2 separate regions of the Homo sapiens genome follow, and region 2 is linked to region 1. Evidence: chromatin contacts called from ENCODE Hi-C or POLR2A ChIA-PET data. All regions are on one chromosome and are shown on one strand. The core of a region is the stretch at or near the end of the contact, and the rest is flanking DNA. Distances in the headings are between cores, read along the strand shown.

What was found. Hi-C counts contacts between places; a loop is a spot of excess contacts on that map. ChIA-PET counts read pairs that join two places held with the same protein, here RNA polymerase II (POLR2A). Pooled maps may share reads with other maps.
Region 2: a pooled map shows a loop between it and region 1 (4-fold over the local background). The contact joins the promoter of SLC6A6 here to the enhancer-like site in region 1. A Hi-C loop is called at or near these places in 1 of 37 single-sample maps with no recorded cell type and 1 of 50 pooled maps. POLR2A ChIA-PET finds 5 or more read pairs at or near these places in 1 of 52 experiments (H1).

The regions. Positions count from the first base shown.
Region 1 is chr3:13,331,061-13,333,908 of GRCh38, forward strand. It overlaps NUP210 (nucleoporin 210), which reads right to left. Exons shown (of 40, transcript NM_024923.4): 29 at 1,233-1,324. Among named protein-coding and RNA genes, the nearest start is that of NUP210, 88 kb to the right of the region's middle. RefSeq lists enhancers at 1,034-1,393, 1,714-1,763. Within about 2 kb of position 1,296, at least 8 of the 41 ENCODE cell types and tissues checked have a DNase peak (open chromatin) inside an H3K27ac peak, as active enhancers do.
Region 2 is chr3:14,401,178-14,403,906 of GRCh38, forward strand. It overlaps SLC6A6 (solute carrier family 6 member 6), which reads left to right and starts at 1,429. Exons shown (of 15, transcript NM_003043.6): 1 at 1,429-1,670. It overlaps LOC105376959 (a long non-coding RNA gene), which reads right to left and starts at 1,230. Exons shown (of 8, transcript XR_007095825.1): 1 at 1-1,230. RefSeq lists enhancers at 853-902, 913-1,082, 2,403-2,462, 2,533-2,612 and a silencer at 1,223-1,752.

The DNA.
Region 1 (2,848 bases), core at 46-2,545:
CCGGTCCCAACATGTCCTGCCACCAGCTGTGTGCACATTATGTCCCCTCTTCTCTCGGCGTTGACTTCTTACTTGGTAAAAGGTGTGTAATGATCCTGTCTTGTCCTATTTCTAAGGACTGTCAACAGGATAAAAACAGACTACCCGCTAAGAAAACTGTTAGCAAACTACTGATACTATGTACTGGGTAGGAAGCAAATTATGCCGTATCTGTTACCCTTTTACATATTTATTAATATAATAAAGAAACCCAGGAAGCAAAGGCCTCCAGCTCCCACGGCTAGTTTCCATCATCTCTGTCTCTTCCACAGCCCTATAGATGACTAGGAGCAAATGTTATTGCCTCTGCCTAAACATTCTTCCCCCACCAACCCCTTCCTCTTAACCTGGGGAACTCTTATTCATCCTTCAAGAACTGCAGCCCGAGCATCTCCATCTGGGACATGCCTCCCCTAAATCCCCATGGACAGCACCCTTCTTTGGGCTCTGGTTTGAATACTACACCTTGCTTTTTAATAGCCTTCTCCTGCTACCCTCCTCCGGGGCACCCTATGTCACCCATATCTGTGTTCCTGGAGCCCAGCATGGAGCCTGGCACTTTGTTACTTTTGGCTGAATGAAAACATGTATGTGTTTCATGCAACATGTAAGTGTCCTGTGGCCCGTGGAGTCTCCCGCTTGGCAACTGCCATTCAAATGCAAGCCACTGTTACGAAAGGCATCCCCTTGGAATCAAAGGTAGGAATTAGGTTTGCAGAAGAGCTTTAAACAGCTTTTCCCAAGCGTTACTGTGCGGCCCCCTCGCCTGGGGATCTCCCTAGGGTGCAGCTTCTCCCTGGGCAGGTCTGGGGTGGGGCTTGAGAGCTGCATCTTCTCTTCCCGGTGATGCTGATGCTTCTGGCTCATGGGCTACACTCTGAGTGGCAAGTCTTGAAACACAACATTTCTAAGCTGGTGTTTTTTTCCCTTTTAAAGACTGAATTTTAGTACCTCGCATAAAAATGTTTCTAGGCTACAAGGAGGAAAAAGAGACCCACAGTGAGAAGTGATTTCAAGAAGCAGAGGAGCACCACAGAGAAGAGAAGGAGCAGGCAGAGGCCTCACCCATTCCAAGCACAGCAGGAGAAAACCTCCCTGAAAGTACCCATGGCTCCTGACAGTGTTGACACATGAGGTGTCGGATGCAAGCACAGCCGCACAACTTTGCTGGAAACAAGAGCTGAGTCACGTACCTGTTTGTCTGCAGCTTTATATATGAGTTGGGCGACATTAATATTTGTTCTGCTTCTATTTCAGGGTTGAGCAGCTGCAGCTTCTCAAACACCTGCAAGAGAGGGCAAGTTTCACTTCCGATGGGGCACTGGAGTCACATTCAGGCCAGATGTCTGCTTCTCTCCTAGCAGCAAGAGCCGAGGAGGGGCCAGAGAGGAGAAAAGCGGCTTTCTCGTCTGTCAGGTCACTGATGACATGATGTGAAGGGCTGACCTTTAAGAGGCCAAAGGTGTGGCCGGGTAGAGTAGCTCAGCCAAGGCAACACAGCAAACCCTCAGTCTCTACAAAATAATTTTAAAAATTAGCCAGGCATGGAGTGTGCAACTGTAGTCCCAGCTACTTGGGAGGCTGAGGCTTGCACTCCAGTCTGAGCAACAGAGCAAGACCCTATCTCACACACACACACACACATGGCCAAAGATATGATGAGAAAAGACAGGCAGGCTCATGTTTGTGTAGTCTAATGGGAGCTCCTTCAAGGAGCCTGGAAACACAGGCCTCTCCCTCCGTGCCCAGTGAGGAAGAACTTTACCTGCCAGGATGTGAGCGCGGAGGGCAGCACACACAACTCCAGCACCAGGGTTTGCTCAGGATAACTGTGCCAGGACTGAGCCTGGGCAAGGTGCCACCGAACTGCTCCCTTCTCTCACAGAGACATCCTGCTCCTCACTGCCACCATCTCAGAACAACCCCCGTTCCACCTCCCAGGCTCCTCTGGCTGGCTCTGGCCATGTTCTTGCAGGATCCACATAGACACACACAGGGGCCTGGTGAGGAGCTCAGTCCGGCAAATGATCAGCCTCATGAGGTCGGCTCAGATCTGATCCTGGGACGCCCAAGTGCTCCAAGGCCCTGGTGGCTCCCCGAGCCCATGGCAACAGCACTTACCTGGGAACTCCAGGCCCCTTCTCTGCAAGACTTCAGATGTGTCCACCACCTGTGTAAGTCCCCTCTCTCAGGCCCCTCAGGGCTGCTGCCTCCTCGGCCTCCCAGCCTGGCTCAGGGGCAACCACTCGCTGGCAGGTAAAGCTGTGCCCTGAGCTCTCCACTGGCCTCTGATCAGACCAGGTGGACACCCCTCGGGCCTGAGCCCTGGGCCATGGCCAATATCATCGGATCTGACGAGTGATTCTCTGAGAGGAAGATGGCCTGATTCCACCCCTCCCAGCTCCTCTGTGCTCTGTCCACGTAAGCCTAGATTTCCTTGTGTGTAACATGGTCCACAACTAACGTCCTCTCCATGCCTGTCTTGAGAGTTGTGGGCTCCATATGAGGTGACAGGAGGAACAACACTTCCCAAACGGTGAGAAACAGCCTTTGGGAGCTGGGTGGGGTTTTGGCGTCAGGTGAGACGAGGCTGACTCGGATGCCCCCTTCCGGCATCCACACGGAAGCCACCTCACTGAGTCTGACTCGGACACACTTACTGCCTGGTAAATACATTCATAAATAGGATTCCTTCTATTTTTTTTTAAACCATGCATTCCTATTTTCTCTCTTTAGATGGAGGGGGAGTTGTAAGATATTTCCCACTTTCCTGTTAACTATAAGAAAAGCAACAGCATGAGCACCATGG
Region 2 (2,729 bases), core at 179-2,678, 1.1 Mb after region 1:
GTCAGGTTGGAGTCCGATGGCAGGGGCCTCCAGGGAGAGCCAGTGTCACTTCGGGATGCTCCTTAGCATCCTGGGGCTGTACAGGGAGAGTGGCTGCAGAGCCCTTCCAGGCAGGGATCCTGGCCTGAGTGGGGGCAGCTCTTGGTCGGACCTGTGTGGTATTTCTTCTTCTTCTTCTTTTTTGTTTTTTTGAGACTCATTCTTGTCACCCAGGCTGGAGTGCAGTGGCGTGATCTCGGCTCACTGCAACCTCCGCCTCCCGGGTTCAAGGGATTCTCCTGCCTCAGCCTCCTGAGTAGCTGGGATTATAGGCACCCGGCACCACGCCAGGCTAATTTTTGTACTTTTAGTAGAGACGGAGTTTCGCCATGTTGGCCAGGCTGGTCTCGAACTCCTGACCTCAGGTGATCTGCCCCCTCGGCCTCCCAAAGTGCTGGGATTACAGGCATGAGCCACCGCGCCTGGCCGGTATTTCTTCTTTCATTCTCCGTGTAAATGGTGGAAGGATCGGCTCTCTCCTCCCCGCCTCCCAGGTGCAGAGAGAGAGAGAGAGAGAGAGGGACAGGAGAAGGCTGGGGTTCGGGGTTCTCACAGCGTTTCCCTCTCATGCTGCCAGGGCGGGGCAGTGGAAAATGGTCCCTGAGGGCCCGTTCATTCAAATAAGGACAAGAATAATGGCACACTCCCCATCTCCATTTAAAAATAGTCACATTAGCTGACACTGGCTTGGCACTTCCTAGATGCCGGGTGCGTTCCGAGTTCTCTACGCTGTTAACCTTGGATCTTCATAACAGCCGGAGGAGACAAGCGCTACTATTTTCCTTTCCATTTTATAGATGAGGACACTGAGGCAGAGAAATTGAGTCACTTGCCCAGGGTCACACAGCCATGGCAAGGCCAGGATTCTGGAGCTCTGTACCTGGCTTCACACCACAAGCTCAGGCCACCCTCCCGGGGCATACCGAGTCTCCCAGAACGTGGACGATCGCCCAGGGCAACGCAGTGGAGTGCGAGCCCGGTCTGGTTTGCACCTGGCTGCTCCAGGAGCCCTGGGCCTCATCCTAGGAGCCTGGCGGAAGAGGCGAGCGGTGGAGTTTGGAGGCTGCTGTGAAGGAAAGGACTAGGCGGGTCGGGTCGGGTCTGTCCTGCTCTTCTTCCGCAGGCAGGAGGCGCCCAGGGCGGGCTGCCGCACCTGGCAACGAACGTTCGCCGCGCGGCATGAGGGTGTGCGCGCGCGCTCGGCGAGCCCGGGTTCTTTGTGTGTCCGAGCCCATGCGCGCGTGCGTGTTTGCGTGTATGTGTGTGCATGTGTATGTGTGCGCGCGTGTGTCCGCACTTGGGGCGGGGCTGGAAGCCCCGGCCCCGCCCCGGCCCCGCCCCCGGCCCGGCCGAGCTGGTATTTTTCCACCCAGCAGGATGGGTGATGCTGAGAGCTGCCTGCTCAGACAACAGACACGCGAGGTCAGGAAGAAGCCGCTTATAAATTACCGCTTCCTTCGCGCCGCCGCCAACGCCGAGCCCCGAGGACCGCAAGCCCAGAGGACAAGCTGCGCCAAGAGGGAGTGCGGAGCGTTCACCCAGCGGGTCAGAGAGCGAGCGGGCAGGCAGCCCCCGGCCGGCGGAACCCGGCACAGCCGAGCAGAGCGCGGGCGGCGCCGCAGCCACCCCAGGTACCGGAGGGACCGGGAGCTGGGCGCGCAGCCGGCGCTGCCCGCCGTCTGCAGCCCCTCCCCATCCCCGCGTCGCCGCAGTCCCGGCCTCCTCCCCTCCGCGTGCGCCCATCCGGCGCCCCTTTCACCACCGCGGAAGGGACCGAGAGTCGCCTGCTCAGTCCCGCTGGCGGGGCTGTTATTGTTTCCCCGGCAAAAGGGCTCCGGCTCTTGGTGCGGGCGGCAGGAGAGTGTGTGTGTGTGTGTGTGTGTGTGTGTGTGTGTGTGTGTGTGTGTGGCATATCTGTGTGCCTGTCTCCGTCAGGATGCCTACATGTGCCTCCGTATCCCTGTGTCTGTGTTTCTGAGGGTGACTGTTTCACCGTGTCCCCAGCAGCGTGCACATGTGTGTTCCGGTGCATGTCTGTTATTCTCTGCGTGCTGGGCTGTGTGTGTGTGCCTCTCTGTGTGTGATACCTGAGTGTGCTGTCTTTGGATGTGTGCTCTTGTGTGTCCCCGTTTGTGTCTGCATGAATCTGTGTGTGGGGGGCTGCGTCTTCCAGGCCCTGGCTAGGTGCACGTGCGTGTCCCTGAGTGTGGTTGTGTCTCCAGGTCCCTGGTTGTGGGCACTCGTGTGTCCTCGGCTGTACCCAAGAGGGTGTCCCTGGTGCCTAGAGGGTCCAATGGCCAGAGCTGGTTCTCCAGGGCCGGCGCTGAGTGGGGAGAGGTGATAGGGCAGCGTGGCTCCATAGGTGCATGCACTCCATAGGTGGTGTGCAGGTGGCAGCGCCAGCGTCCAGCAGTCCTGAGTGGTGGGACCAAGGCCCGGAGGGGCAGCCAAGGGGTAGTGGACAGCCGGCAGGGCCAGCAGGACACTTCCCCCTCCAGACTATTTCTCTTCCTTCTGTGGGTTCCTCTTTTGAGTAGGAGATTCTCGTCCCCCTCCCACTAGGGAAGCCACACAGAGAGAATTCCAGGGACCTCCTCCTACAGCCTCAAAGCTTCAGCCTGGACTTCAGCCTGGACTGGAGAGGAGACCTGTGGGCAGCTCTCCCAGGCAGGGAGGTGTGTGCCGGGTAG